Regions from separate parts of the Homo sapiens genome. Here region 2 is linked to region 1. Evidence: chromatin contacts called from ENCODE Hi-C or POLR2A ChIA-PET data. All regions are on one chromosome and are shown on one strand. Each heading gives the region's core, a stretch centred on a gene start or an enhancer-like site at or near the end of the contact. The rest is flanking DNA. Distances are from core to core; before and after follow the strand shown. Region 1 holds the start of LINC02537 (long intergenic non-protein coding RNA 2537). Region 2 overlaps SCIRT (stem cell inhibitory RNA transcript).

Region 1 (5,568 bases), core at 664-3,163:
AGTTTTAGATGCATTCTTTTCCTTTGCCCCATTTAATGTATTAATTATGCTTTGCGGACGGGCGCGGTGGCTCATGCCTGTAATCCCAACACTTTGGGAGGCTGAGGCGGGTGGATCACAAGGTCAGAAGATCGAGACCAGCCTGGCCAACATGGTGAAACCCCGTCTCTACTAAAAATACAAAAAAAAAAATTAGCCAGGTATGGCAGCGCATGCCTGTAATCCCACTCCTTGGGAGGCTGAGGCAGGAGAATCGCTTGAATCCGGGAGGCGGAGATTGCAGTGAGCCAAGATCGCGCCACTGCACACCAGCCTGGCAACAAAGCGAGATTCCATCTCGAAAAAAAAAAAAAAGTATGCTTTGCTTTACACCTCTACTCTCAGACCTAATCTTTTGTGTGCTTGCTGGAATTCTACCTTGCCAATCATGTGAAAAGGCTTTGGGGTGGCTAGACAGGTACGTTCCATACAATTTTTGCAAAAAGACAACCAAGTTTTCTTCAACAATGAGGCAGAAATTCCCTGTTGCTTCCTCACAAGGTCTTCTTGGGTCTTCTCTGAAAACAGCCATGCATACCTTTTCTTCCAGATGCCCTGGAAGATGCCCACCGGCTTGCTGAACTCACCAGACAGCATTATGGGTGTTTCCTGCAATCCTTTTTTAACTTGATGGGCCTTTTGAGGACAGGTCCCAAGAGCATGGCTCTAAACTACCACAGCAGAATCACTAGGAAACTTTATTAAAAGTGCAGATTCCTGGGCAGCTCCTATCGCCTTTCTGCTCCAGAATACCCAAGAGTGGGGCCCAGGAGTCAGCCTTTTTCACAAGCTACCCAGTTGATTCTTCTGTGCACTCAATTTTGAGAACCTCTGGCCTAAAGCATGGCAGGTATTTGGGAAATATTTGCAGAATGAACTGTTGGTGAATGAGTTTCGAGAAGTGCAGTGCAAACAGAAGCGCCATCTGTGGTGGAGTTGCTCAGGATTCTTCCTGGCTATAGAACTGGGCAATGTTGCCTCTGAGCCACTCACTGGACCTTGCCTGGGCACCACACTTTGTCCCCATGCGGCTCAGGCTGGTGTTCCTTGTGACTCCTCAAGCTGAAGCTAAGGCTGGGAGTGATGAAGTGCCCCACTTTGCCCCAGGTAACTCCTGCAGGTGGGTACCCAGAGTAGGTGGCCAGGGGATCATCAAACTCTTTCCCCTTCAAACTGCAAACTGTATTCTCTGCCTTCTATGCCCAGCTGGGCTAGGGTAACCTTCTGTGGCCTAGTCATAGGTTCAGTTTCAGTGCAAAACACACGCCTACCCCTCAATGCTCATTGACTCCTATTCTGGGTATAGATTACTCCATTTCTGGGTACAGTCTGATCCTTGATCCTGGATACAAACTGGCTCTTAATCCTAGGTATAGACTGATCCCTAATCCTAGGTACAGTCCTGGATTAGGGATCCATATTCCTTGTCCTGGGTACAGATTGGTTCCTAAGCTTGGATACAGACTGACCTCCTACTTCTCGGTATAAACTTAACGCTGGTCCTGGGTACAGACTGACCCTTAGTCCTACCTAGTCAAAGTCTAATCCCTTTAACCCAGAAAACAGGCTGACACATAACCCTGGTCAGAGCCTGACCCTAAACCCAGATCTCAGACCCTTAATTCTAACCACAGACTGGCCCAACCCTGCAGAGATTGTCCATGACCCTGACCACAGACTGACCTAAATGAGGCTGGTCTAGGAGTGCATGCGGGAATTGGAAATAGATGTCCTGCCCATGGAGGCCAGAGAGCTGTGTCCACAAAAGGACAGGGTGTGACCAGCCAGAGTTGCCGGAGTTTTGGCAACTTGTGTCTTCCATAATAGAGCTGGGGCATTGATGGAAATGGAGGGTGCTAGAACCTTGTGACTTTGGCCAGGCACCAATCATCTGCCTCCTTCTGTGCCTGCCTGGCTGCCCCTACCCTGGGGCTCCCTCCTAGCCCCCACCTCACCTACTGGCTCACTGAGACAGAGCCAAACATGAAAGGGAAGGTGACGGCCTGGCCATAGGGCCCAGGAAAATGCAGGTATCATTAACAGCCTGGAGCACTGTGGCCTGTCCACTCTCAACCCTCTGCTGCCCACCCCTTCCTGGAATAGACCCCAGGCCACATACAGAGGGGGCAAGCCCAAGGTATGATACCAGCAGGGCCAAGTGGACTGTCCAGATGGGTAACGGGGGCCTGCCTTCCTCTGGCCTCCACATAGGGGCCGCAGGTGTTCACATGGTTGGAAATGGGAGGGCCAATGCTGTTCATAGGCCGCTGTCTGGTCCACAGGACTCAACTGGCCCTCCGAACGCTATCCCACTTTCCAGCCAGGATTGAAGGAGATCCCATCTTGGGTCTAAAGGAATGGGGGTGAAGACTGCATCTTGTCGTTCCAGTTCCACCCCATTCTGGCATGGGAAGCATGTGTGGGCTTCTACTCTATGGGAGATTCATAGCCTCAATCCTTAAGGAATTCTCAATCTGAAAGGAAAACACAAACCCTGACCTCAGGGAGCTCCCAGTTTGACAGTGGAGACAGAGAGGCCCTGCATCAAGTAGAAAAACAACCCCCACTGCTCTCAAGCACACAGCAATGAAGATATGTATCCTTGGTGCTACAGGCAAGTAAGTAGGAAAGACTGAATGGAGTAGACAGAGAAGTCTAATCCAGGTGGCCTCCTTGGAGGAGATGATACTCCTGTCTGCAGGAAGACCACCCCACATACACACCCGTTCACTGGCCCTGCGACCACCCCAGCCCCAGGAATGCTCAGGGCCCAGACCATTTCCCTCTCTCTGCCCAGTGCCCGGTAATCCTGAGGCCTGTACTCCTTCCCCCTGGGGAGTTGAGGATGGGTGGGGGACGGAACGGGCCTCCCAGGCATTCCTCCTGCATTCCTGGGGCCATGCCCTCCTTCCTCCCGGCCTCAGCCTGGCCATAAACTATTTCAGGCTTGCAAAATCTGGTCTGCTGCTCTCTTGCTCATAGCCCCCAGCGAGGCGGAGGCGTGGGTCCAGGCCAGAAAACCCGTAGCACCCACAGAGTCCAGAGGGTTCTGGTCAACTAGGACAGAGGAAACTGGGTGACCTCTTGGGCAAATGAACATACAGGGGCTGGGGAGCAGAGAGGATGGGGACTGGCCCCTCCACAGGGCAGCAGCCACAGGGCCCCACTTCCCAGAGAATGTACCCTGGGAAAAGGGAGAAAGGACTGGGAAGACAGGCCAGCTCATGTTTGGGGGTCCAGCAGTGGGCTGAGGGTGTTCAGACAGATTACTTCATATGAGACTCACCTCCCTCCTGACACGAGGCCCCCATGCCCAGGTTCATGTTATCATCCCCACTTTACAGATGAGAAAATTAAGCCTTCGACCAAAGCTCTTTTTGGGGCTTATGTAACGCCTCGCCACTCTGCCCATATGAAGTGCAGGGACTGGAGTCTGGCCTTTTGCCTCTCTACACCAGCCCCCACTCTGCAGCCTACCCCAAATGTCAATAAATGGCAGTGTTCTTTCTCTGTCAGCCCCACCTGCACAGCCTGCCCTAGACACCCAGTGCCCAGAGCCTCCACAGTACTCGTTCACCCTCTCCTCCTAGGATTCCCCTCCAAGTCCCCACACCCTGCCTCCCAAATGAGCTTCTACCTTCCTCCCCACTGCCACCTCCCTGGTCACAAGCTACTGTGTTCACACTCCCACTCTCCTCAGTGCCGTGGGGGCTTCCCTGATTCTGCTCTGGGAGTTCCTTGGAGAGGACTCTTAATTCTCATCCCTAGCTTCTCCTCCCCTGGGGTGAGCTTCCAGAGTCAGCGCCAGTGGGACCTGGGTGAGGGGATCCCTCCCACCCCCCAGGCAACTGGGGCCCAGAAGAAAGGGCCTGAAGCCACCTGAGCCAGGGTCTAGGGGCCAGGTCTGACACCTTTCTGTTTCACCAGGGTCTGGAATGGAGAGGGCACATCAGAGAGGCGACCAGCAAATGAATGAATGAATCCCACCATTCTGTGTTTTAGATGCTGACGATACGACAGTGAATACAACATGAAAAAACAAGCACACTTCTCACCCCTATGGAGCTTTATTCTGGTCAGGCAGAAGGAGAAGGAAATGTAAACATGCAAGGTCAGGTACTGCTGTGAAGCAAAATAAAGCTGTGGGTACTGTGCGAAGGATAGGCTGTGTGTGTGTGTGTCTGTGTGCGTGTGTGTGTGTGTGTTGTGCATATTAAGTCAAAAAATGAATCTGGATGATCCTGGGCCAGGTCTGACCCCAGCATTGCCACTGACTGTATAATCTCAAGCAAGTCATGCCTCCCCTCTGGGCCTCACTTTCCTCATCTGTAAAGTGAGACCGTGGACTGAAAGGCCATTGTGATCTGGCCTCAGTCTTGACCCTCCAGGATCTAACACATTTTGCCTCTGTGAATTTAATGGGGGGAATTATAGGCAGCTTAGAAGCAGTTCTGAAGGAGAACCTCTCTGCTCCAGCAATTCCCTGAGGTTCCAATTTTTCTGTTGATGTCACATAATGTGCATAGATTTGCATACTAGGCCCCCAAACTCCCAGGGAAGGCACGTCTCAAAAATGTCAACGATTAGCACAAATGACTTGACTTATATTCAGGCCTCTTCCCAGAGCAAGGGGAGGAAGTTGAGGTCACCTCCAGCTACAAAGAAAGCAGAATTCTTTGCCCTGAAGAGGCAGAGAGAGGAGCCCTGCTTCTTCTCCTCTCCCTGGTGCCCTCCAGCCCATTCCCTCATCTCTGCTCAGACACCCCTGGCTGGACTCCCCAACAAATGCCCAGGGGGACCTCCTAAAGACCTACTCCGAGTCACTTGATGACTTTGCCTAAGCCCCTAACAGGAGCTGCGTGACCCTGCCCTGCCCTGTTAGTGTCCAGAGCAGCAGCTTTCAGGGTTTACAGAAGCCTGGGGGATCCAGAGCACCTCCAACTCCAGTCCCGCCACCTCAGCCCATGCCAGGCCAATCCTAGAGGCTCCAACCTCTAATACCTCCCAAGGTCGGTAAACATTGCCACTTCCCCTCACAATGGCCGCCTGGTCAGGATTTGCAAATCACACACTCACATACATACTAACACATACACACGGAGGGGCTTGTGCATGCTTTCACACACACAGCATACTCACTCATGCACACACAAACACACACTGAGGTGCACTGAAGACTCCCACCCAGGACAAATGATCTGTGGGGAAAAGGAAATTAATGTTCATAGGGTGCTTTACTTATGCCCATCTCGTCTAATCCTCTCCACACCCTAGGAGCAACTTTTTGGCACTCCCATTTTGCAGAAGAGGAAACAGCCTGCCTAGGTCTGCTGATTCCTGTCCTGGTGAGCTCACTGCCCCATACTCCCACCCTTGTACACAAATGGAGGTGCTCTTACAGAAGTTCTGAGCCTGATTCTGCTGCTGCTTCTCCAGCTAACCTTAGGTACAACTCTCCCCCTCCCAAGGCCTCAGTTTCCTCATCTAGGTAATGGGAATCCTAATGCCTTTCTTTTCTCTGCATAGGCT
Region 2 (5,510 bases), core at 1,653-4,152, 190 kb before region 1:
GTATATGAATGTGTGTGTGTGTATGTGAGCGTGGGTGTGTGTGAAGATGTATATGAATATGTGTGTGTGTGTGACGGCGCATATGGATGTGTGTGAATGTGTATATGAATATGTGTGTGTGTATGTGAGCGTGGGTGTGTGTGAAGATGTATGTGAATGTTTGTGTGTGAGTGTGTATGAGGACTGCCCACTCTGCTCCTCCCCTTTCCTCCCGCTCCCCAGCCATTCTGACTGCGCAGTGGGTGCTCTGACCTTTCATTTGGACCAAGGACCACATGACCGGCATTTCTCAGGACAGCCCTCATTCAAACAGTTCACTCCCCCTTCCCCAACCAGTGCCGTTTATTTTTCCAACCCACACAGCCTCATATTCAGGGTGGAAAATGCAGTCACCCATCTCTGGGATCCTCCTCTTCTCTTTGAGCTCGGGAAGAGTGGGACTGGAGGCCTGGAGGGGCCATGGCAGGTTCCAGGAGAAATGGACCCTACTTCTGGGGCTCTAGTAGGGAGCTGGGAGCTGGGGGAGGGGGGGTTGTGGGGACAGGCTTCTTTGTTCCCAGACCCAGGCCTGGCCTGGATTTTTCTGGAGGGGACAGTGGGAGGGAGCCCTGGCTCACAGGGAGAACTGGGATTTGGTTATTAAACCAAGTTGCAAGTTCAGTCTGCTTTCCAGCCAACTTTTCTTCCCACCTCACTTTCTCCTCCAGATAATAGAAATACCCTGGAGGGGTTCCTTTTCTCCCTGGCAAGCTGAGGGAGGCAGGGGCCCTGCCATTGGCCACTCCCTGGGCCTGGGCCAACTCCCCACCCCCGCAACAAGGGGTGCAATTACATCAGCTGCTCTCTCTCAGGCTCTGGCTGTTGCTGGGGGAGGTCCTTGCCCTACTCTGATGCTGGCCTCCTGACTTTTGACTTTCTCTGACCCCTTCCAGGCCTTGAAATCATGGCAGCAGCAAGACCCAACTGGGGCAGCATCATGTCTGGGTTTGAATCCCGGTTCAGCCACTTTCCAGCTGTGTGATGTGGGGCAAGTCAGGTAACCTCCTTGGGCCTCAGTTTCCCTATCTGCAACTGGGGATGACAATAGTGCTCTCTTCCTAGGTTTGTTCTGGGTAATCACTGAATTAATATTTGTTAGGTATTTGTGTTTTACCTTGCACTATGTACGTGTTGGTTAAATAAATACATCATTTCCCTAATGATGGCCAGCTAAGGAATAGGTGGATGGGGTGGGTCACTGACCCACTAACCCCTGGCTTCATGCTTCAGCACTTACTCATTCCCTGGCACTTAGCTCTTATCCCTGCATAGACCCAGGAAGTCTGTGACTTTTTGCTCTCTTTCTCAGGGTTTAAATTCCACCCCTACTATTTACCCTCTGTGGCACTTTGTCTCCTGGGGCAGGGATATCACAGCAGAACACAGAGGCCAGCTCAGGAGAAAGTCTCCCATCCTGACTTGTCTCTCCTCCACTTGTGCCACAGCAGCCACCCCCAGGGAGGCCTGAAGGGAGGTGCCCCAAGTGGCAGGTCTCTTCCCAGTGCCTTAGGTCTTTGCTGTTCTGGAGAGGAAGTGGCAGCTTTGCCTGCTGGGCTAGGGACTTAGGTTTTGGTTTGAGCATGGAAAAGACTCATTCACAGAAACTCCCCTGCCTTCCTGAGGCAATGATCCTGATCCACTAACCAGCTGCTCTCGCTGGGGCTGGGGGAGTGCAGGGGGCTTTGCTCGCCTTGAAGGGCTGGTGGAAGGATTCCTCCCCAGCTTCTCCCTTTTCCCCAGGCTCAGATCCCACCAGGACTGCAACCCTTAGCCCTGTCTGGTCTCCCCTGCAACCCTTGAGGCCACCCTGGAGGCTCAGCCATCCATTCACCCCAGGTGGGTCCCACACTGCCTTAGCTGCCTCTTCCTGGCCCTGTGGCAGCCTGCCTCCTCTCCCCTCCCTCCTCTGGTTGCTCTCATTGTGGGTCTGGAAACTGAGGTAGCCTTGTCGCTGGGGCCTGGCTTCTCGATGCCCAGAGTCCTCCAGCTCTATTCTGCTCTCAAATATGGAGCAAGCACCCACACTGTGCTCTCCAGTGCCTGGCTCTGATGGAAAGGGCCAGTTGGCCCTGGTCACCAGGGAGCCTCTTGACCAGAGTGCAGCCCTCAAAGAAAAGCCAAAGGTCCATGAGATGTCTTCCTTCCCTCCCCTCCCCTCCCCTCCCCTCCCCTCCCCTCCCCTCTGCTCCCTCCCAGAAATGTTCATTGGGCCCTGCCTTTGTAGCAGGTGTGGGCTGGGCCCTGACCATAGAAGAAGACTTCCTTGCCTTGAAGTTCAGAGGGAACCTGGTTGCAGGCCCCAGGCAAGGCTTTCCTTTCTTTGAGTTCCACAGCTCTGCTCACTGAGGGGTTCCAAGGCAGAGGCTGAGTCTCCACCATCAGATCGTGGGCTCCCTGAGGGTAGGGCATGTGGTTTCTGCCCCTCAGAATCTTCTGCATTCATTGATTCACAGTTCATTCATTTACAGCACTCAGGAATGCTTCTGTGGGCCAGGTTGTGCCGGGCCTTTGTGAGCTGATCTGTTTCAGCAGGTGCCATCTAAACTGGTTTCTGGTGGATGAGAAGAAGCTAGTTCTGGGAAGAGTGTTCCAGGCAGACAGAACAACACGTGCAAAGCCAGGAGCCTGAGAGCTATTGGGGTAGGCTGAGGCAGGAAGGGGCTTTGAAGATACAGTGACTCACAGGAAAGCAGGGGCCTGTCTGGGGAGCTGAGGAGAAAGAAGTCCTTGAGAATGGTTGAAGATTTTACTTCTGTGGCAGGAGAGAAAACCTAGGAGAGTGTCAAGTATCATTGCCCAAAGGAAGACAGGAATTCAGCATTCTGCGGAATCCCTGACTCATCGCTGGGGGTGGAGGGAGGTGGGAGAAGACTCGGCTGCCTGTGCTTCATTTCTAGCCTTCCAGGAGGACGTCAGCAACCTCCTTGCAGATTCCTTCCTCCTCTGCCCCCTCAACCTCCCTGCCCTTGCAGGGAATGAATCCCGGAGCTCTAGCTGTCATCGAGTTCTCCCTGTTGTCTAATCCTAGTCTCTCCTGCTGCATTCTTGCGTGTCCTTGGAGATTAACCACAATTTGGGGCCTGCAGTGTCTTTTCCCAGTGCCTGGCAAAGGCACTCCCTAGCCTTAACCTGTCCCCACTACTGTCCTGGGCCACAGAGGCTGGGTCCAGGGCATGGGGGTAGTTTCCAGGAGACAGTTTGATCCTCAAACTGCAGGCCAAGCCTCCATCTTGATCTCCAGGATTGCTTGAGGTCTTAAATCCCACTGGAGAGGTCTAGAGAAGCCAGGAGAAGCCGAGGCTCTCTGTTCCTGTCTCTTTCTTACCATGACTCTTATTTCTCTTTTCCCTGTCTCTCTCCCCATCTCTTTCTCTCTTCCACTCTCTCTCCACAGATCCCACCCCACCCCAACCCCCACCCCCGACATCTTTTTCTGGTTCGGTCTTCCCCTCCCTCCTTCTTGCTCTCCTTTTCTTTCAGTCCCTTGCCCTCCCTACCTGTAGGACTCAGTCTCCATTCCCATCCCTAGCCCTCTTTCTCTCTGATGGCCCCTGGCAGTGCTCGGGAATGAGAATGAGGAGGTGGACTTGTGGGGCTGCAGGTGGCCTGGCAAGTGGCATTGTGCAAGATAGCTCTCTTCCTTGTTAGGGTCTGAGGGGATTTGGAGGGCCGGCCCTAGTCAGCAGCCTGGCTTTCATTCCAGGCCTGTTGGAGGAATTCATAATAAAGGGCCTGGCACTGAAGTCCTGGGTGGCTTTAATTTTCTGGAAGAGAGGCAATCCAGTTGCTTCCCTAAGGGGGAAACCCTGTGTACCCAGCTGAGGGAAGGTGAAGAGCATGTAGTAGTTAGGGTTTAAGCCTCCCCTGCAAAGTGTCCACCTCCAAACTGTTGGTGGGACTGAAGACAATATTTTGTCATGGAGAGGGGACTGGTTGAGAGGCAAGAAACAAAGGAGGAAGGAGACCAGACCCTTCTCTGGCCAGTCAGTAGCTTCCCTGGGTACCTGAGCCAGACTGGGTATGCCTGCCCTCTTTATGGGCATCTGAAGGAGGCAGGAGATGAAAATCTCCGAGTATGCAGAGGAAATGAGCTCCTAGAGAAGAGGCGAGGACAACGGAAACAGTCAGTGGTCCTGGGGTGGCATGATAGGCCTGGAAAGCCGGGAGGAGTGTTTCCTCCAAAAAGCAAGCAATGCCTTTTGGGGAGAAAATGAAGCTATGTTGGCTGGATTCTGGGGGCTCCTGTGAATGAGTGGTAGAGATGCTGTCCCTGGGGGTCAATAGGCCTGGGGCTCAAGTAAGGTCTGCTTACACCAGGGATGGACAGATGTCAGAGGGCCCTGCAGTCTACACAGCTGTGTGGAGCACCGTGCAGAAGCCGAGGGCCTGGCCCCCAGCCCTTAAAGCCTGGACCTGGGAGCTCAGGACTTCCTCCCTCTTGAAGTGGTGGGTGAGCCCTGAATATTTTACCTGAACGTGACACAGGGCCGGGGGAGGGAACTGTGAGAAGAGGAGAGAGTTTAGTAACTATCTTGGTGGCAGGCCCAGAGTGGGTGACCAAGGGCGCTGGGGCTTGTAGGGCTGAGGGCAGAGCACACCACTGCCCACCACCAGAGCCCCAGGAACCCCCAGGACAGTGTCCCGCTCTTCTTCTGAGGTCCTTCCCCTCACTGCCTCTGTCTTTCTGTGTCTGTTTTCGACCCCCCCTTTCTTTGTCCCTTTCTTCTTTCTTGTCCTGTTCTCTGGTCGTAACTCTCCCATCGGGCCCTCCTGTCTTTCTCTGTGTCTGTCGCTCTCTGGCCCCCACATCATGGTTTCTTCATACTATCTAGTACAAGGGGAACCCCCTCTCTCCATAAACCCACTGGATACTGGGTGACCCCTGCCTGTGTGTGTGTGGTGGGGGGGTGCATGCACTGAGCACAGGGTGCAGGGGGGTGCGTGTGCCCCAGGCAGGAGTGAAGGGCGTGGGTGAGTGTGGAGGAGCTACTGGTTGAGCCAAGGTGGGGCAGGCTGTGAAGGGTCTGGTTGAAGATGGAGGGGTGAGGGCTGGGGTGGGGGCTCCTGTCGCCCTGGGTGGACTGCAGGGTTAGGCTTTCTCAGCAGAGGCAGCCCTAGCTCTGCCCCTGGGCTCCAGCTTATTCTAGGGAAATTTCAAGAGCCAGCCCCACCATGGCCAGCGCACACAAAGCACATTGTTCCACTCCCCAGGCCCTTGCCCCTGTCCCTGCCAGGGTTGCTGCCAGTTCCTGGAGGCAAGCTGGCAGCCTCACTCCTGAGGCCAGGGCTGCTCACCTGGCTCAGTGGGAGTTCCTCCCCTGCTGACTCGTCACCGTCTTGAGCAGGGCCAGGAGCATGCCAGGCTTGCTGACCCTCAGAAGTGGCTCCCAGTGGCCCTTTCTGCCAGCTGTCCCCTCCGCACACCTTTCCCCATTCCAGGAACTGGCCCGGCTGTTCTGCCCTGTGTTCCT

What was found. Hi-C counts contacts between places; a loop is a spot of excess contacts on that map. ChIA-PET counts read pairs that join two places held with the same protein, here RNA polymerase II (POLR2A).
Region 2: a loop to region 1 is called in a map of gastrocnemius medialis, with 1.8 times the contacts of the local background. The contact joins the enhancer-like site here to the promoter of LINC02537 in region 1. A Hi-C loop is called at or near these places in 1 of 168 maps with a recorded cell type or tissue (gastrocnemius medialis). POLR2A ChIA-PET finds 5 or more read pairs at or near these places in 2 of 52 experiments (OCI-LY7 and WTC11).

The regions. Positions count from the first base shown.
Region 1 is chr6:43,848,678-43,854,245 of GRCh38, reverse strand. LINC02537 (long intergenic non-protein coding RNA 2537) reads left to right here and starts at 1,913. Exons shown (of 4, transcript NR_149142.1): 1 at 1,913-2,069; 2 at 4,042-4,150; 3 at 5,314-5,485. The region is part of intron 2 of LOC105375070 (a long non-coding RNA gene); the gene reads right to left. RefSeq lists enhancers at 1,610-2,256, 2,257-2,903, 2,904-3,550.
Region 2 is chr6:44,039,108-44,044,617 of GRCh38, reverse strand. The region is part of intron 1 of SCIRT (stem cell inhibitory RNA transcript); the gene reads left to right. Among named protein-coding and RNA genes, the nearest start is that of SCIRT, 33 kb to the left of the region's middle. RefSeq lists enhancers at 692-986, 1,831-2,579, 4,281-5,038. Within about 2 kb of position 2,902, at least 11 of the 41 ENCODE cell types and tissues checked have a DNase peak (open chromatin) inside an H3K27ac peak, as active enhancers do.